2 separate regions of the Homo sapiens genome follow, and region 2 is linked to region 1. A link is an interaction called in ENCODE POLR2A ChIA-PET data of the cell type or tissue named here. Cell type or tissue: MCF 10A. All regions are shown on one strand. Each heading gives the region's core, and the rest is flanking DNA. Links, peaks and the distances in the headings are about the cores only.

Region 1 (10,406 bases), core at 3,180-8,179:
ACCTCAGGGTTTTTACCTCTCAAGGCAATCCCAGGTTTTACATTGAGGTGCCATAGAAAGATTTGGGGTGAGTGGAAGGTGTTTTTTGTTTTGTTTTGTTTTTATTTTTTAAATGGTGGGAAGTGGTCCTTAAAGAAAAGGTGGGTGAGAAAACCCACACAACACCTGGACCATAGGTGTGTTTTCAGGCAGATTAATCGTAGGAAACAGTCCTTCCAAATGGAAATAGATTCCCTTTCAATAACCTCTGTCTGTGTACCCCAGAGGAGAGTCTTAGAGTCACACAGGCAGCTGGAAGGCTGTTCATTCCGAACCTATTTCAGAATCAGGTGTAGAGGGGCACGCACCACTAGCCCATCGCAGACCTGGAAAGGGACGTAAGCGTCCCTAGGTCACAAACCTTTCCTAGCCCTTCACTCTGATAGAAATTAGTGTTTTTCTTTAAAATATATAAATAAATGAAATGCTTAATTTCAATCAGCTTGTATAGCTCCAGTAACTTCAACCAAACTAAAATATGAATAATCTGCTGAGGGAGAGGAGTGCTAAGCTCTGGAATCATAATACACCCACTTCTAAATTCTGCAACATACTATTCAGACCTATTTAATCAGGTGCTTCAGGCCTGGCTTCTGTAGCAAGACTTTTACATGTGACCAACACAATATTTGCAAGCAATTGGCAAGATTGTAATTATTTACAATCACATCCACCAGAGCAAGTAGGTAACACATTGTTTTACACAAGCCAAAATTAAAATACAAATTTGGCAACTCAGTTTCCATTCATTTAGCAAATATTTATTGAATCTGCTATGTGCCAAGAATATATTGGCTCCTAGAGATTTTGAAATAAATTCTACACTAATTAGCTTCTTGCAGGAAGGTGTGCATATAGTGATTAAGAGCAGCAGACCAGGTGCGGTGGATCACGCCCGTAATCCCAGCACTTTAGGAGGCCGAGGCGGACAGATCACTTGAGGTCAGGAGTTCGTGACCAGCCTGGCCAACATGGTGAAACCCTGTCTCTACTAAAAATACAAAAATTAGCCAGGTATTACACGCTCCTGTAATCCCAGTAACTTGGGAGGCCGAGGCAGGATAATTGCTTGAACCCGGGAGGTGGAGGTTGCAGTGAGCCGGGACCTCACCATTGCACACCAGCCTGGGCAGCAAGAGTGAAACTCCATCTCAAAAAAACAAAAAGGAGCAGCAGATGCTGGGCCCACCTCTGGCTTCACTCTTGCTCTATCCTTCTGGTTTAGGTGGGTTCAGGCAAGTCTCAGTTTCCTCTTCTGGAAAATGTAAATAATAATACGTAGCCATTCTCTTGTTGTGAGGTTTGAGGAGATAGTCATGTAATAAGCACTCAGGAAATGGTAGTTATTATGACCATTATTTTTATTCCTCCTTCCACCCGAGCACCTGGCATAGTGTCTGCACATTGGAATAGACACTCAGTTAATGCTACTGAGTCAACAAATGAATGGACAAATGACAACAGCAACAAATATTTGAATGTGCCACTCCACTTGTAGACACATCGCATTGATAAATTGGGCACCATGACACATGCCTGTAATCTCAGTTACTTGGAAGGCTGAGGCCAGAGGATTCAGAGGATTGCTTGAACTTGGGAGCTTGAGACCAATCTGGGCAACATCTCAGCAATATCTTGTCTAAAAAAAAAAAAAGGAAAAAAGAAATTACGTTTTTGCCAAAACAGGTTATTCTCAAAAGTACGGGTTTATTTACAACATTTAGGCCACTCTAATGCTAAATATCTTTAAAAATATTTCTTCCTTCCTTTTACTATTCAATGGAGTCATAGGTCTTACTTCCAGAAAGCTTTCTGTGTATTCAAACATTTTCCCATCTCTTTCATTAGCAGAATCTGTCATGTAAGATTTATTGTAGATTTTTAAAAAATTATACAAAATAGTTCCAGGAAATCCAAAAGTTTCCTAGAAACATAATGATCTAGCAAGAAAAATATTTTAATATGCACTTTACACTGACTTGGATCCTATTTTTTGCTCTTAATCATTAAGTAGGGTTATTACAATTTGGAAACATAAATAAAGCTGAGGAACTGGAGAGCAGGCTTGTTAATCACTCTACCTGGTTTTATGGATCCAGTCCTGAGTGTGCTTAAGGAAACAGTTTAAAATTTTGCTCAAAATAAATGTCATTAGGGCTGGGTGCGGTGGTTCACACCTGTAATGCCAGCACTTTGAGAGGCCAAGGTGGGTGGATCACTTGAGGTCAGGAGTTCGAGACTAGCCTAACCAAAATGGTGAAACCCCATCTCTACTAAAAATACAAAAATTAGCTGGGTGTGGTGGCACACGTCTGTAATCCCCAGCCACTTGGGAGGCTGAGGCAGGAGAATTGCATGAACCCAGGAGGCGAAGGTTGCAGTGAGCTGAGATCATGCCACTGGACTCCAGCCTGGGCAACAGAGCAAAACTCTGTCTCAAAAAAAGGAAAAGAAAAAAAAAAGTCATTATTCCCGATTATACTTCCTTTCACATGCAAAAATATTTAAGCCATTCTTTAGGTTATGTTAATACTTTAGGTGATGTCATTACTTTCCATCTCTTATCCTGTTTGGAAACTTAAGCCCAGCTACTGAATTGCACAAGCAGTTGAAGAAAAGAATTAGGAATTTGTTTTGTTCTCTTTCCTAGTTCTGTTTTTCATTCTCTGCATGCCTACTCCTGCCCACAAATCCAAGGCTACAGCCTTTCTCTCTAAAACATATTTCTGCCTACACTGTACCCACTGGTTAATTTACACAGCTCTGATTCATCTTGACAGTCATATGTTTCCGACAGGTGAATACCTCTGGGCAGTCACCTGGAGACGGTTTTCTGTAATCATACAAGTTTCATGTTGTGCTGTGTACCACCCTTATTTTCCAGGCATAGATGTGACAGAATTCCCAATTCTTGTCCTATACCCTTAAGATATTTGTGCTTTTTTTCCCTGTTTCTTCTTATGTGTGTCTTGGCAATCATTTTTAGTTTTTCCAAGCTTTGCAATGTTCCTCCAGATAGTTTATTGACCCTGTGTTGTTTTTTTCTTTTAGCTTGTAATATAGTCATATGTCGCTCTAGTAATATATTAGTCAAAGATGATTTCTGTGGGGCCATATAAAGTATATAATAAATGGAGAAACCTGCAGATAAAAATGTGGAAGTTACAGGAGGAAATCTGTTAACCAAAAAGGAATAAGCTTGGGCTGGCTAAATTTACATAAGTGAAGGGTATCTTTCAGCTTCCCTTTCTTTGTCTTGCTTCTTTATTCCTTTCTACCTGCAGCATTACTTAGCTTCTCAGAAGCTCAGCATTCCCAATTTGTCCCAATTTCTGATCAGGAAGAAAAGAAACTCCTGGAAAACCACCTCTGAGGTGGCTGCCATACTTACCATCTCTCTGCCTGTCTTTTAAGCCTGACTCCCTCCTTCATGGGGTGGCTACCGGGTAGCCATTTTGACACTAGATAACCCAGCCCTGGCCATGGTGGATTGTACTAGGAGTGAACATCTGACCCAAAGTGACAATCAGATTCTTTCTCCACAAATCCTGATTCCATTTTAAACTTCAAGTTCATGTTTGATTTAAAGTTCTCCCTTTTCCTTCAGTACATACCAGGTTTGTAGCCTCGGTGACTGTGTGTGATTTTGTGTTTGTATGTGTGAGTGAGAGAGGGGTAGGGTGTGTGCTGTTCTCTCACAAGAGCCCACCCTTTTCCATCGTGTACCCTTCTAGCATGGGGAGAGGGAGGAGGGAAAAGGAAAAGATACCTCCTGAGGTGGAATTGCAGTCAGCATTGCTGTGGGGCTCATTGTCTCTGAGAGACAAGGATGGAAGCCCTAAAGGGAATCAAACCCAAAGAGTACCAGAGGTAGACCTTTGAGAGACTTAGATAGGTTGCAAACCAGAGGTAGACCTTTGAGAGACTTAGATAGGTTGCAAACCAGAGGTAGACCTTTGAGAGACTACCTCTGGTACTCTTTGGGTTTGATTCCCTTTAGGGCTTTAGGGCTTCCAGCTGGTGGAACCACCTTCTTCTAAGGCCAGAGCCTCTTTGCCTCATGCCGTGATGGCTTTGACAAGGCCATGGCCTCCAATCTCACATACTTTCCAGGATTCCAACTATGGGGCTTCTGGGGAGGAAGCAGCCTCGTGTTCTCTACTTTCAAGAAACTGGGAATTTGAGGGGGTGTTATCTGGCCCCTCTTTTTCTGATCATACCATTCCACTTTTGGCCTCAATGTTCCTTCTCCTGCTGGTAGCTCGAGGTAGATAGGCAAGAACAGTGTTCACAGGTCATGCAAGCAGGGACCAGGGGAAAGGCTTCCCTCTTCCCTGAAACCTGTAACCTTGGTTTGGTTCCGTTGAGTTCCTCTCCCTTAGTTTTGAAGAAGAGGCCCAATCCAGGGACTGGGGTCTCTTATCAAACCTTATCTTTGCCCCCAAAGGGGAAAGTTCTCCTTTAGACATTTTCATAATATTACCTGGCAAACCAGTCTAGTCTCTCCTGGAAGTACAGGAGTCTCTAGTTAGCAACTGGGCCCTCTTTATTTTAGCTCTGAGAATTTCATAATTTTTTCTCAATGCAGAACTAACTGCACTATTCTGGTAACAATAGGGGTAGGACTAGCTCTCAATAAGGAGCTAGATGTCAATGTGTGTTGCAAAGGAATGATCTTGAATTGGTGGTATTCTTCAAATCCCACTATGTTAGTGCCTTATGTAAGACTCATTCTCATGAGAAAGCTAATGGTTTGGTGATTTTCCTCCATCAGAATTCAGCAGCTTCCTTATAGGAATAGAGAAAGTATGCAGCAGGATTGCTCCAAGGCTGAGGGGCTTTTGGGGAGTATGTGGCAGAGAAGAAAAGAATGAGGAAGTGAAGGTGCACTGGAAATTGGTTAAAGTGATGAACCATGGAATCTAGGTTGCAGGGCACTGAGTGGTTCTCCACCGTGACTGCATGTTGGAATCAACTGGGGGGAGCCTTAAAAGCCCTGCTGATTGAGCCCTTCCCCCAGAGCATCTGACGTAATTGATTAAGCCAGCTTAGTCATCCTGAGTCATGAAAGCTCCCCAGGTGATTCTAATATTTAGCTAAGGTTGCAAACCAAAGCAGTACATCAGGAAAAGAAGTGAAGTTAGATTGGGGCTGATAGATTGAAAAAAGAATGAAAGGCGAAGGGATTGGGGATCCCGGATGTAGTAGGACTCATTGAGGCCTGGATTCAGGAGGGAGGCTGCCTCTGAGAGTGGGATTTCAGGGTGGAAGGTCATTATGAATTTCAGGTGTGGCTTAGCAGGGAGTGGGGGCAGTTGAGGTGAGCTGGGAGGGAGACAAAGTGGCTGCTAAGACAGCTTCAGACTGGGTCACCTTCGTGGGTGTTTGGAGTTCTCTGGGATTGATGGCTGGGGTTGATAGAATTCGTAAGGAGGTGTTCAAGCTTTTGCTGACTGTGGTGGAGAGACATGGAGGCAGAAGGTTGAAAGAACAAGGACAGGAAGAAGGTGGGCTATTGTTAAGAGATGATCCTCAGAGAAGAGGCTTTTGATGGGGTGGTGCAGGGGGTGGAAGAGGAATGGTTGGAAGTTGCAGTGGGAGCATGGAAGAGCTGCAGCCAACTCCTTTGCCTGTGGGGAGTTTTGGAGAAGGTAAGAAAATGAGCAGTCTGCCATAAAACAGAGCCATAACAGAAGTGAGGTTCTGGAAAATAGAGGTACTCTTTAATATTATTATTTTCTTTTATTATTATTTTGAGACAAGGTCTTGCTCAGTCACCCAAGCTGGAGTACAGTGGCTCAATCTTGGCTCACTGTGACTTCTGCCTCCCAGGCTTAAGCAGTCCTCCCACCTCAGCCTCCTGAGTAGCCGGGACTACAGGCACATACCACCACACCCAACAATTTCAAATTTTTAAATTTTTTTTTGGTAAAGACAGTGTTTCACCATGTTTCCCAGGCTGGTCTTGAACTGCTGGACTCAAGTGATCCACCCATCTTGGCCTCCCAGAATGCTGGGATTACAGGCATGAGCTGCTGTGCCTGGCTATTATTTTAAATTGAGTCATAATTGTACATATTTATGGTGTACAGTGTGATATTTTGATACATATATGCAATGCATAATGATCAAATCAGGTAATTAATATACCCATCACCTCAAACATTTATTATTTCTTTGTGTTGGGAATATTCAAAATCTGCCCTTTTAGCTATGTGAAAATATGTAATAAATTGTTTCTTCAATATTACTGAGGTTTGGTCTCCAGATGGTTGAGGATTTCTGTGTAAACATTTTTCAGAATAGAGTGAATAGATTATTTGGGATCCATGTCTTAGCCTATGGTGTTCAGGGGTCACAAACTGGCTGAATTCAGGCTCTGGTGTGTTTAGCTCACACCAGAGTTTGGGGAAAAAATAAATTTGAGTATTTTTTATGCAGAGCCTGCTGTTTCCGGTTTATGCAGCTCCACCTTTGGGTTGAAAACTGAGCTGTTTCATACATCTATATTACTTACTTGCCTCCAAGACTTTTGTTTCCTTAATATTTTATTATGAAAAATTTCAAGATACAAAAGTTGAGAGAATGGTATAATGAATCACCATATCCCATTACCCAGACCTGAAGACTTCTGATGTTGGGACTCCTGGGGAGATAAAAAACAGTAGTGCATTCTGGAATCTTCACAGAAAGGGCAAGATATTTTAAAAAGGAAAGAAAGAAAAAAGAGCAGTGCAGGCCGGGCACGATTGTTCACGCCTATAATCCCAGCACTTTGAGAGGCTGAGGTGGGTGGATCATCTGAGGTCAGAAGTTCAAGACCAGCCTGGTCAACATAGTGAAACCCCATCTCTACTAAAAATACAAAAAATTAGCTGGGCATGGTGGCGGGTGCCTGTAACCCCAACTATGTGGGAGGCTGAGGCAGGAGAATCACTTGAACCCGGGAGGCGGAGGTTGCAGTGAGCTGAGATCACGCCACTGCACTCCAGCCTGGGCAAGAAGAGCGAAACTCTGTCCAAAAAAAAAAAAAGGCAGTGCAAACCATTTTTTTGCAGAAGCTTTTCCCCTAATGTGGAACGTGGAATGCCTTGCTCTCACACCCACCTTGACTTTCTAGTCACTTTTTTTTTTTTCCTTTTTCTGAGACGGAGTTTTGCTTTGGTTGCCCAGGCTGGAGTGCGGTGGCATGATTTCGGCTCACTGCAACCTCTGCCTCCCAGGTTCAAGCGATTCTCTTGCCTCAGCCTCCCAAGCAGCTGGGATTACAGGTGCCCGCCACCACACCCAGCTAATTTTTGTATTTTTAGTAGAGATGGGGTTTCACCATGTTGGCCAGGCTGATCTCAAACTCCTGACCTCCAGTGATCCACCTGCCTCAGCCTCCCAAAGTCCTGGGATTACAGGCATGAGCCACTGAGCCTGGCCACTAGTCTTTCTTTATGTCTCTATAGGAGCATTATCTTTTTATTCATTTTTCCACATAATCATTCAATAAATATTATTAAGTCCCTTGTGTGTGTCAAGCCCTCTCTTGTAGGCACTGGAGTTGGGACAATAAGTAAGAAAAACAAGGTTCCTGTCCTCTTAGGACTTATAGCACAGGGAGGAAGAGATAGAATGTATACAATAATTAAATAACCAAATAGATCATGTGAAGTGCTATGAAGAACAAAAGTACCTGGTGCGGTGGCTCATGCCTGTAATCCAGTCACTTTGGGAGGCCAGGGTGGGCAGATCACATAAGGCCAGGAGTTTGAACCAGCCTGGCTAACATGGCAAAACTCTGTCTCTACTAAAAACACAAAAAAATTTTAGCTGAGCATGGTGGTGCGTGCCTGTAATTCCAGCCACTTGGGTGGCTGAGGCATGATAATCACTTGAATTCAGGAGCCAGAGGTTGCAGTGAGCCAAGATTGTACCACTGCACTCCAGCCTGAGTGACAGAGCGAGACCCTGTCTCAAAAAGGGAACAACAACAATAACAACAAAACTAAAGCAAGGCTACTTGACAGAGTAACCAATCAAGGTTTAGGGGTTGAGGGGATCGGGGTGGATGGAGAACTTTAGGTATTCAAGAGGGCCTCCCTGAAAGGGTGACACTTGATCTGAGACATGAATAACAGGAAGGTACCACCACTTGAAGATCAGGAGGCAGAGGGAACAACCAGTGCCAAGGCTCTGAGGTAGGAATGAGCTTAGGGGGTCTGAAGAACAGAAAGAGGTGAGCAGAATGGAAGTGTTTCTCTGGGCTTCCTCAGGGCACCGCAGCCCTCACTATGCTGGTGTAAGCAGCTTTTCTCTGTGCCTTCACAGCATCATTTGTGGCATTTATGGTCTTAGTCTGTTTGGGTTGCTATAATGGAATACCTGAGACTGGGTAATTTATAAATAAAAGAGGTTTATTTGGCTCGTGATTCTGGTGGCTGGGAAGTCCAAGATCAGGCAGCTCATCTGGTGAGAGTCTCCTGCTGCTTCAACTACTGGCAGAAAGCAGAAGCAGGATGTGCAAAGAGACACATAGGAGAAGCTGGGCTCACTTATAACAACTTGCTTTCTTGGGAACTAATCCATTCCCATGAAACCGAGAACTCACTCACTCCCACCAGAAGGCATTAATCTATTTATGACAGATCTGCCTCCATGACCATATACCATCACTAGACCCTACCTCCCACGACCGCTGCACTGGCAATTAAACTTCAACATGGGTTTTGGTGGGAGCAAACCACATCCAAATCATAGTGTCTATTAGAGCACTTAAGTCCTTTAGTGAGGGCTTGTCTCCCTCACTGATCCAGGAACTGACAAGTGGCATCTTTGTACCTCTCAGCCCTTAAGTCCAGTGTCAGGCCTCATATAAGGTGCTCAAATATGTGAAGCATAAATATGTGCATGTAGGAATGAAGAGAATGGGAGTGTAGGTTCAAATTTGGAAGTAAGCCAACCACAAACATTTTCAGCTCCTAATAGTCTGATGTCTGAGAAAAAATAATGAAATGTTTCTGTAATTTTCAAGTTTTCTTCTTTCTAGCAAGGGTCTCCCAAATATGCATTCATGTTTTTTCATTCATCAAATATTTACTGAGCTCTTACTATACCCAAGGCATTATTCTAGGCACTCAGGTATGGAAGTGAACAAAGTCAAGTTCCTGCCTTTGAGGAGCTTATATTCTAATGTTGTGGGGAAACAATGAATGAATGAGTGAATGAATAAAATATGACCAAAAATGCACAGCAGGTGGTAACAATCACTATGGAGAAGAATAAGCACCCCAATGAAGATAGAGGATATAGAAGAGGGGTGTGTTGCTATTTCACATAGGGCAGTCAAGGAAAATGAGCCATTTTTTGTCCTCTGGGAATCACATGCTGAGAAGGACATAGAAGTGCAAGATTTTGCTGGAGGGGCAGTGGAAATACTAGTGAAAATTAAAGGTAGAAGGCACAGGAGTAGGCAGAGACACCCTTCAGACTGCAGTGCAGTCTGACACTTTTGAAAAGAGAGGAAGAGGAGATAGGACTGGGCAGAAGTAGAAGCTGAACTGCAATGCAGGTCAAAAAATGCCTAGGCCAATCTGGTGGTGAGTTCTGGAGAGAATATCTCCTGTCAGAGTTGCCGCTAGTCAGGCCAGAATGCCAGGGTTTTATGCCCTTGCTTTGCTCAGGCATCAGATGCAGGCTGGCCTGGGAAGGATGTGACTTTGAACAAAGGGTCTGCAGCTTTGACATTGAAGGGGATGGCAGCTGGGGGCTGCAGTCACATAACCCACAGATGGGCAGCCTGTCCTTCCTTGAAGGGACATCTGAGTGCATGACTCAAGATCTGTGACACAAGGCAACTGCAAAGTTTTGAAATGATGACTGACATGATATGACTTAGTTCTTAAAAGAATCATTCAGGACACTCTATGGAGAATAGATCTGAGGGAGACTAGGGAGGAATTAAGGGAACTTGTAGAGAAATTTATTGTGAAATATTCTAGGTGAGAGATGATGGCAGCTTAGTCCATTACTCCCTAGGAAATAAGGAGGAGGAAGTGGAACGCAGTCAAATTTGGATGCATTTTGTAGGTAGATCTGACAGGCTTTGCTGATGTATTGAATGTGAGTATAAGAGGAAGAGAAAAGTCTAGGATGACTTCAAGATTTTGGCTTGAGCAACTAGAAGAGTAGAACTTCCATTTTCAAATATGAAAGATCCTGTGGGAGAGACAAGTTTAAGTGGGCAAGGGAAGATCAGGACCTTGTTTTCAGAGTCCAACTGGGCTGCTCCTTGGGTGTGGAGAGCTCTGGGAAAATATTTTTATGGAGCACCTACATATATATATATATATATAAAATTAGATTTTAAAATATATTTTTAA
Region 2 (10,406 bases), core at 2,310-7,309, 340 kb before region 1:
CCCTTTAAATTTTTTTAATGTTTTATTTTTGTTTTCAAGTACAGAATGGCCTCTTGTAAATTGGTGCCTGTGTTATTGATTTATTTTTATTTTTATTTATTTATTTTTGAGATGGAGTCTTGCTCTGTCGCCCAGGCTGGAGTACAGTGGCGCAATCTCGGCTCACTGCAACCTCCGCCTCCTGGGTTCAAGCAATTCTCCTGCCTCAGCCTCCCAAGTAACTGAGATTACAGGTGTGATGCCTGTGTTATTTTTAAATGAGGCAACTGAGGACTTTGCCCAAAGTCTCAATGCTAGCTGATGGTAGAGCCTAGCCTTCTGTTGCTTGGCCGTGTATTCTTCTTTCCTTTAGAAATAGAAATGTCCACCACTTAGTACAGTAATCCATTGGTACGGTGTCAAACTAAAAATTGGCTGTTTTATGAGTTTGTTTCTTGAACGTATTTTGAAATCTCTCTCTCTCCTGAATCCTCATAGTGCTATATATTACCTCCCCATGGCATTTATTACTTTCCACTCATATTGTAATTATCTTCTATTAACAAGATTTTTTTTAGATGAACTGTCTTTGAGAATAGAGTCTGTGTATGTTTCTTCTTTGTGTATTCCCCACAGCTCTTAACAGAATGCCTGGCATTCACTAGGTACTCAAATTATTAAACATGTTCTCATAGAGATTATATTTTGGGTTTGGTAACAATGTGAAACCACAGGAATCTATTTAGTCTACAACATTTTAAGAGGCTGTTTGGCTTACCATCAGATCTAGGTTTGAATTCTGGCTCCATCCTCATCTTGGCTGTGTGATCTTGAATAGGTCACTTAACATCATTTTCCTCATCTGTGAAATGAGAATATGTGCCCCATCTAGCTTTAAGATTTAGGTAAAATGTATACAAAGGGTCTAGTGCCTGATGTACTAATAGCTACTCAATGAATGGTAACTATTATTGTTAGAAATTTATTTTCTATTTATTATAAGTGCATTTTAAAATAACATTAAATAGCTCTATTACCTATGTGAAGGATGTACAGTAAGAAAAAGGTCCATGGTGAAAAGCTGACAGCATTTTGGTATGGTCAGCAGATTGCCCAGTCTGGGCTTTTTAGCTTACCAATTGCTTATTTAAGATGTTTGATTTGGGGCTCTTAAGAACTGGTTTACCATACTAAAACTCAAAGAGACTGATGTATAAACTAGAATGGAAGTTTATTAATAAGTCATTAAAAATGTATTCTCACATAGGAAAACAAATGCCACAGTGGAATCCAGATTGTAATCAGAAGCTTGCTTGAGGAAAAGGATAGTGGATTGGGTATCTGGTACTGCATTAATCTCCTGCATCAATCGTGACCTACCACTTAGCTGCGTCAGGACCCCTTCTCTTCTAGAGAGTGCTAAAGGCACTGCCTAATCACCTCTCATAAATCCCCTGTTCTAACTTACATAGTTGTCTGCTTTCGGGTTGCATGTTCTTAAAAGCAGACAGCAAAACCCTGGAGGAGGTTTTATACTTAGTCATTAGCCTGTCATTCCTGCTGGAGTTTTACAGCCTCACCTTAGTTGGATTTTGGGAGCTTAAACAGACTTCTAAAAATGTTTTAAATTTAAACTTTGTATTAAGTGTACAGAAAGTTTTAAGTATACAAAAACCTAAGGAGGATTGTATAATTAACCCCTATACATTCATCACCTGGCTTCAACAATTATTAACATGTGGCTCATATTGTTTTGTCTGTACTGCCTGCACCTCTCTAGATTATTTTAAAGTAAATTCCAGGTATCATATAATTTTACCTGTAAATATATGACTGTGTATTACTAAGAAATAAGGACTCTTAACACATCTTCAGTACCATTATCATATCAGAAAAATCACTTAATAATTCCTTAATATCTAATAAGTGATCACAGTTCCCCAGTTGCCTCATCAATGTCTTTTTTACTATTGGATTATTCAAATCAGCTTTCAAACATGGTCCACACATTATATTTGGTTGTTATGTTTGTGGATCTCTTTCAGTCTATAACAGCCTCCTTCCCCTCCTTTTCTTGCTGTTTATTTACCCAATTTGTCCTGTAGAATTTTTCACAATCTTTATTTGGCAGACTCATGGTATCCTTTAAAATGTTCCTCTGTTCTGTTTGTGGTGAACTTGTTGCTAGATCTCGGCATGCTGAGATTCAGGTTTTACTTTTTTTCCTCCCAAGCTATGTCATGGGTGGTGTGGTATGCTTCTTGCCTGTTGCGTTACACAGGGAGGCACATAGCAATGTCTGTCTTGCCATTTCTCTTTTTGTATGTTCAAGTTGATCATGGAGTTCAGTGTTATTAGCTTGATCCAGCCATTATGAAACGTATTCTTTCCTTCTTTCTTTCTTTTTTGAGATGGAGTTTCACTCTGTCACCAGGCAGGGGTGCAGTGGTGCTGTCTCGGCTCACTGCAACCTCTGCCTCCCGGGTTCAAGCGATTCTCCTGCCTCAGCCTCCTGAGTAGCTGGGACTACAGGCGTGCGCCACCACGCTTGGCTAATTTTTGTATTTTTAGTAGAGACGGGGTTTCGTCATGTTGACCAGGATGGTTTTGATCTCTTGACCTTGTGATCCTCCCACCTCAGCCTCCCAAAGTGCTGGCATTACAGGCATGAGCCACTGTGCCTGGCCAAAATGTATTCTTTCAATGAACTATTACATTTTGGGTCTTCTAATTTTATTCTCAAAGGGTACTTTGCTGTCAAATGTTATTGCCTTCTGATACGTTCTCTGTATGCAGCGAGAATGATCTTTTAAATATAAAATGGATTACATACTACCTACCTTGCTTAAAACTCAATAGTGTTCCATTGCTTGTAAACTGACATCTAAACTTCCTACCATAGTCTATAGGAATCTGCATAACCTGGGGTTTATCTGGCTTTCTAAACCTCATTTTATGCCATTCTGTCCTTTGAGAGGCAATGTGGCATTATTGTTAATAGCTTGGGCTCTTGTACTAGACTGGGGTTGGGGTGTGATCTTGGGTAGGTCACTAAACTGCTCTGTCCCTCCATTTTTTCATATCAAAAATTGATGTTCTAATAGTATTTACCAATAGGATTGTGATGATTAACACATATCAATAGCAATATTGTGATGATTAAATAATGAATATCAATCACCTACAACAATGCCTGTATAACATAACAAATACCTAATGTTAGCTGTTGTGGTTGCTGCTGGCGTTGATGCTTTGTTTTTTATGTCTGTGTTCAGCTACACTGTACTTTGCAGTTTCTGGACCTGACAAGCTCTTGCCAGCCTCAAGATCTTTGCACATTGTTCTCATTGTCTCTCTTGCAACATGACAAACCATCCCAAAATTTAGTGGCTTAAAAAAACAATTGTTTAGCTTACAAATGTGCAATTTTGGCAGAGTTTGTGAGAGAGAGCTCATCTCTGTTCCATATGGCATTGGCTGGGGTGGCTTAACTGAGGGCTGTGGGGTTTACTTTTAAACGGGTCACTCATGTGGTTGGCAAGATAGTCTTTACTCTTGGCCAGGAAGTCAACTAGGGTGGAGGTCTTGATTCCTCTTGATTCCTCTCCACAGGCTGCTTGTCCTTACAGCATGGTGGCTGGGTTCTAAGAGTGAGTATCCTAAGAGAAGCAGGCAGAAGCTGAATGGCCTAATACAATGTAGACTCAAGAAGTACACAGTGTTACTTTTGCCTCATTATTTTGGTTCAGGCAGTCACAAAGGCCCACTCAGGCTTAAGGGGAGAGAGCACATGGACTCTACCTCTTGATAGGGAAATAACAAGGTGTTCTAAAAGAGGGACAGGAGATACTGTTGCAGCCATCTTTGGGGAATGTACTTTGCCATACACATGCTGTTGCCTGAACCTGAAACACTATCATCTGTCAGATTCCCACTCTTTAGCAAACTAACCAACTTCAATTAGGTCCCTCTTTTTCCATTGCCTTTGTTTGCTCTCTTTCTCATAGCTCTTCATTTTCCTTGGTAACACTTACCACAGTTTGTAATTTTTTAAAGTCCATGGGTGTTATGACCTGTCATGTACTAAGTACCTAGCATTGGACCTGTTGAAATGTTAAAATGTGTTGTTACTTACAAATCTAAATATCATGTATTACATTCGCACTAAGGAAAGCGTGTTCCAAACTTTGTGGAAAAAAATGGAACAAATACACAGAAACACCAGGAGTCAGTCCTTTAACTCCTTAAAGTTCATGCCTTACTCTTTAGCTTAGGGTGAGGATGCGATGAAGAAAAACATATGTAAAAATGTTGGGGTGGGAGGAGAACTCAGTTGGAATAGCTGAATTTCTACTTACCCTCCCCATACTTTAAAAACCCAAACCCACAAATCTGTTTTCTATTCCTCTATCACCCCGTGCGTGGCAAGAAGCTTCTAGCTGGTCCTCAAAATATTTTTGTTGAGAAGAAAGCATGATAACTAAGAAATGTTTAGTACTCTCAGGGAATAGCCAAATATATTTACTTTACTCAGGGAAAGCAAAACACACCTTCACTCAGTACTAGTGTTTTTGTTTTGTTTTGTTTTGTTTTGTTTTGTTTTGTTTTACTTTTGACACAGTTCTAACAAGATTGGTTATCAGGTTTCTCAGCCCCCAGCAGACTGGGCAGGGAAAAGAGAATAGACTTTCGGAAGTGAGGTATAGATAATAGCAAAGAGAACAGCTGTTGTTGGCCTCAGGAAATACTTTTTCAAAACCTTGAGCAATGATGACATTGTAGCCTGGGAATTGTAGTAATGTGGGGTAGAAGGTCCCATACATTTTAAAAGAATTTCATTCACTTAACAGATATTGTGTGCAGTCTTGCTGATTGTTGGAGACACAAGGTGAACAAAATGCACATGGCCCCTGCCTTCATGGAGATTTCATTCTGGGGATGGGGCAGACCTTATGATTGATATTTGCGAGGTATATCTTTTTTCATCCTCTTTTAACCTATAGGTGTCTTTATATTTAAAATGATTTTTAAGGTGGTCTTCAAAATGGTTTTCTTATAAGCATCATATAGGTTGTTGCTTTATATACAATCTGACAATTTCTGCCTTTTATTTTTTATTTTTTTAATTTATTTTCTAAGAGACAGGGTCTTGCAGTGTTGCCTAGGCTGGACTTCAAATTCCTGAGCTCACCTCAGCCTCCCAGGTAGCTGGGACTACAGGCAAATGCCATGGCACCTAGCTAATCTCTGCCTTTTAATTGTGGGTGTTTAGATCATGTACATTTAATATTATTGATATGATTGGGTTTAAGTCTACCATCTTATGTATGTTCTGTTTGTTCCATCTGTTCTTTATTCCTCTCCTTCTTTTCTCTTTTGCATTACTTTAGATTGAGTGTTTTTTTATGATTTATTTCATCTCTTTTGTTAGCTTACTAACTATACCTTTTCTTTTTAAATGATTCTTTAGGGTTTATAGTATACATCTTTAACTTATCACAGTCTACCTTTAGGTGATCCATTTTACTACTTCATATATAATAAGAACCTTACAATAATACAGTTTTATCTCCCTGCCTTTGTTATTGTTATATATTTAATCCTAATGTTATAAACCCCACTTTTTTTTTTTTTTTTTTTGAGATGGAGTCTTGCTCTGTTGCCCAGGCTGGAGTGCAGTGGCATGATCTTGGCTCATTGCAACCTCTGCCTCCCAGGTTCAAGCAACTCTCCTGCTTCAGCCTCCCGAGATTACATGCACCCACCACCACACCCGGCTAATTTTGTATTTTTAGTAGAGACGGGGTTTTACCATGTTGGCCACTGTGGTCTTGAACTCCTGACCTCAGGTGATCCACCCACCTCGGCCTCCCAAAGTGCTGGGATTACCGGCGTGAGCCACCACACCCGGCCACTTTTTTTTTTTTTTTTTACTTAAACGGTCAATTATCTTTTAAAGAGACTTTTGCAATTAAAATATATATGTATTTACCTGCATATTTACCCCTTTTGGTGCTCTTCATTCCTTTGAGTAGATCCAGATATCTATATGGAATCATTTTCTTCTTCCTAAAACTTTTCTTTAACATTTTCTCATAGTCAGGTCCACTAATGATGGATTCTTTCAGCTTTTGTATGTCTGAGAAAATCTTTATTCCACTCTCCTGTTTTTAAGAGTTTTTTTTTTTTAAGGTAAAATTCACATAACATAAACCATTAACCATTCAAAAGTGCAATTCAGTGCATTTAGTACATTCACAGTGTTATGTAACCATCACCTCTATGTAGTTCTAAGACATTTTCATTACCCTAAATTCACTTGGGTAAATTCTGAAAGATGAAAGATGTTTTTTGCTGGGTAGAAAATCGTTAGGTTGACAAGTTTTTTTTCTTTCTATACTTTATAGATATTCTGTCTTCTTCTGGTTTGCATTGTTTCCAATGAGAAGTCAACTGCCATTCTTATTTTCAATTGTATGTAATATGCTCCATAACCCAAGACTGTGCTTAAGGTTTTATCATTGGCTTTAAGTAATTTAATTATGATGTCCCTTTGCCCTTGGCATAGTTTTCTTAATTTTTTTTTTGCGCTTGTGGTTTGTTGAACTTCTCAGATCTATGGCTTTATAGTAGTATCAGATTTGGACATTTTTTCAAGCAAAATTCTTAAAATAATTTATTTTGGAAACAGCTCTTGACCTGTTGTCGAGGCTGGAGTGCAGTGGCATGATCACGGCTCACTGCAGCCTCAACCTCCTGGGCTCAAGCAGTTCTTCCACCTCGGCCTCTTGAGTAGCTGGGACCACAGGTGTGAGCCACCATGTCCAGCTATTTTTTTTTTTTTAATATTTTTTTAGAGACAGGGTCTTGCCATGTTGCCCAGACTGGTCTTGAACTCCTGGCCTCAAGATTCTCCCACCTGAGCTTCCAAAAGTTCTGGGATTACAGGTATGAGCTACCACCTGGCCCAATTATTTTTAATCCTTCCCACTTTTGAGGACTTCAGTTGCATGCATATTAGGTTGCTTGAAGTTATCCCACAGTAATCAATCACATTAGTACTATATTTTTTTTTCAGGGTTTTTTTCTGTGCTTCATTTTGGATAGTTTTGATTTCTATCTTATCAAATTAACTGGTTTCCTTTTTTTTCTGTAATGCCTTATCTGCTTTTTATTTCATCCAGACATTTTCATCTCTAGAAAATTGATTTGGGGCTTTTTAATACGTTCAAGTGTAACTGCTTATGTCTTCGTCTACCTTATTGAACATGTAGACTGTAGTTTTAATAACTATCTTAATGTTCTTGTCTACCTGTTCTATCATCTATGTCATTTCTGGGTGTGTTTCTGTTTATTGAATTTCCTGCTCATTATGGGTTATGTTTTACTTATCCACTGAATGTTAGATATTTAGGATTTTATCTTATTGGGTGCTATTTTTGTATTCTATTATTTTTTATTTTTTTGAGACAGGGTGTCACTCTTGTTGCCCAGGCTGGAGTGCAGTGGTGTACCATGGCTCACTGCAGCCTCAACTTCCTGGACTCAAGTGGTCCTCCCACCTCAGCCTCCCAAGTAGCTGGGACTACATGTACACACCACCATGCCCAGCTAATTTTTTGTATTTTTAGGAGAGATGGGGTTTCACCATGTTGCCCAGGCTTGTCTTGAATTCCTGGGCTCAAGTGATCTGCCTGCCTTGGCCTCCCAAAATGCTGGTATTACAGGTGTGAGCCACCGTGCCCAGACTTATATTCTTTTAAATATTCTTGAGCTTTGTTCTGAGACTCAGTGAAGTTGATTGGAAACAGTATGATCTTTTCAAAGCTTACTTTTAAGCTGTGTTGTGTGGGACCAGAGCAGCCTTTTACTGTACAGCTAATTTTAGCTCATTACTGAGGAGATGCCTTTATGGAAACTTTACCCAATGTCCCATGTGCTCTCCCTTCTGGCTGAATGAACATGAACTGTTTCTGGTTTTATGTGAGTCCTGGGGATTGTTCTACTTGCTCTTCCTAGTGGCTCTTCTCTGGACTTAGACTGTCTTGACAAAGGTATGTACTGATCACTACTTAGCTGAAAACATGAGAGGAATCCTCTATAGATTTCAAGTGCTTTTTCTGTGCAGCTCACCTGTGTTCAGCTCCCTCCTCTTTAATACTCTGTCCTGCAAATTCTAGCTGCCTTACCTCTCCAAATTTTCAACTTTGTCTTAAACTCAGGGCTCTGTTATGGCTCCCTTCCCTGTGCTGTGGTCTGGAGCTCTCTCCAGTAAGCAAGAATATGTGTAGAGCAAGGTTGTTTCCTGCCTCTCAGAGATCACGGTGCCATGCTATTTATTGTGCAGTGTCTGAAAACTTGTTTCTTATATTTTGTCTAGTGTTTTAGTTATTTAAGGTGGAAGGATAGATCTGGTACTCCATAAATGTCTGGGGGTAGACTCTTAAAATATCACAGTTAAAAATAAAGTTGTAATTGTGACACGTGTCGTGAGGAGAGATAACTGGTGCTATGAGAGTGTTTATTTGGAGACTCTGAAAGTGCTGCCCAGTAATCATCCCATACCTAAGTGATGAAAGAAAAAGCAATTAAGAAGATGGAAAGTATGAAATGTAAATGTGTTTTAGATAGATCTGTATCATAAATGATTAGTAATCACTTACATAGACTATTGCTTTATATGGGGCAAATAAAGCATTGTGATGGTTGAAGAGTATCTTTTTGTACTCCTGTTTCTTTGCATCATTCTTTCATGACACATCACACATTGTAAGTTGATTATTTAGTAGTCTGCCTCCCCTCCCCACTAGACCATTAATTTGACAAGGCTAGGAACTATCTGCTTTACTTGCCATTGTGTCTAACACAAGATACAAGAGTAGACAGTCAATAAATATTGAAGGAGTGAATAAGATAATGAGACCATGTTTCATACTTGTGGGTTTTCAGTTATGAAAAGTTTGTTTGCATGAGCAAAGTTAAAATTCTCAGATTTTAGAAGGGCCTGGCCTAATCAAAGAAATAAAATATTTTCTAATATTTACATAAAGGTATAATAACTTACATGGGCATATGGCTGTCTTAGAGTGAGAAAATAGAATGTATTTTGCCAGCATGACACTAACAAAGATTTATAATTTATGAGATTTTGAGTTGGTCATTGAGTTATTCAGAAGCAAAGAAGAAATTTAAGTTTAGTTTCTATAAGTAGTGAAAAGTTATGGGCTTTGGAGTTAGTCTTGGATTTTAATCCCAGAAATACCAGTACTAGCTGTGACCTTTGACCAGTTACTTAAACTGCCCCCTCCTCCAACAAGTCATGTTATTATTTTTTAAATCTACTTTTATATCTTAGAGTTGTTTGAAATGTAAATGAGACTATATATATAAGGTGTTTACATGTAATAGGAATTCAACAAAATGTTTTTCTCCACCTTTCCCCCTACTTTTCAGGTGTTTTATTTTTGTAACAGTGCTGCTGCTTCTTCTGTTGTTGTTTTATTCTTTTTTAATTTTTCCTTTTGTTTCTGATTCTCTTGTTGAATTTCTTTTTTTTTATTCTTTTTACTTCTGAAACAGTGTTATTTCTAAATGACATGTTGGTTTGCTGTTTAGTGAAATGAGAAAAATAGACTTACTACTCAACTACGCTTGTTACTTTTGAACAATTGCTATAACTTGTCCCATGACAGTAATTTGTTATTCTTGAGCTTTAATTTTCATCAAATTACAGTGCAGTCGAAGATACCCAGTTGGCAAACATATTGCCTAAAATTGCTTTAATAAATATAAAGTTCCTTTTATTAAGATTTTATGCTGGTTTTCGGTAATTCTATCACTATTAAACATTCTTAATGAAAAAACACATATAATAGAATTTAGAATAATTTTAGGTGGTAGAGAGTTGATAGATTTTAACTGGATGATGGTTTTTATCACTATTACTGTATTAGTTTTCTATATCTACTATAAGAAATTACACTAACTTGGTGGCTTAAAACAACACACGTTCATTCTCATATGGTTCTAGAGGTCAGAAGTACGAAAGCAGTTTAACTGGGCTGAAATCAAAGTGTGAGAAGCCCACACTCCTTCAGGAGGCTGTAGGGGACAATGGTTCCCTTGACTTTTCTAGCTTCTAGAACTGCATTCCTGGTTCATGGCCTCTCCCTTCATCTTTAGAGCCAGCACATGGAATCTTCAAATCTGTATCTTCCTTCATCATATCACCTTCTGTAGCTAAATGTCCCTCTGCATCCCTCTTGTGAGGATAGTTATGATTACATTTGGGGCCCACTCGGCTAATCCAGGGTAATCCCCCCATCTCAAGATCCTTAACTTAATCACATCTGCAAAATCCCTTTTGCCAAATAAGGCAACATTCACAGGTTCTAGGTCTAGGTTTCTTTCGGGGCCATTATTCAGCC

The links. Peaks named below come from ENCODE experiments on the same cell type or tissue, not always from the same donor. Only the 100,000 strongest peaks of a DNase experiment are listed, where the experiment ranks them.
Region 2: POLR2A ChIA-PET joins it to region 1 with 6 read pairs; 3 of 35 experiments call an interaction of 5 or more read pairs at or near these places.

What each region holds. Positions count from the first base shown.
Region 1 is chr5:79,138,833-79,149,238 of GRCh38, reverse strand. No RefSeq gene overlaps it. Among named protein-coding and RNA genes, the nearest start is that of BHMT, 32 kb to the right of the region's middle. In MCF 10A, for the core only: no CTCF peak of the experiment used is centred there; a DNase peak (open chromatin) is centred at 5,078.
Region 2 is chr5:79,479,259-79,489,664 of GRCh38, reverse strand. The region is part of intron 1 of HOMER1 (homer scaffold protein 1); the gene reads left to right. The region is part of intron 2 of LOC107986426 (a long non-coding RNA gene); the gene reads left to right. Among named protein-coding and RNA genes, the nearest start is that of HOMER1, 30 kb to the left of the region's middle. RefSeq lists an enhancer at 4,125-4,419. In MCF 10A, for the core only: no CTCF peak of the experiment used is centred there; no DNase peak of the experiment used is centred there.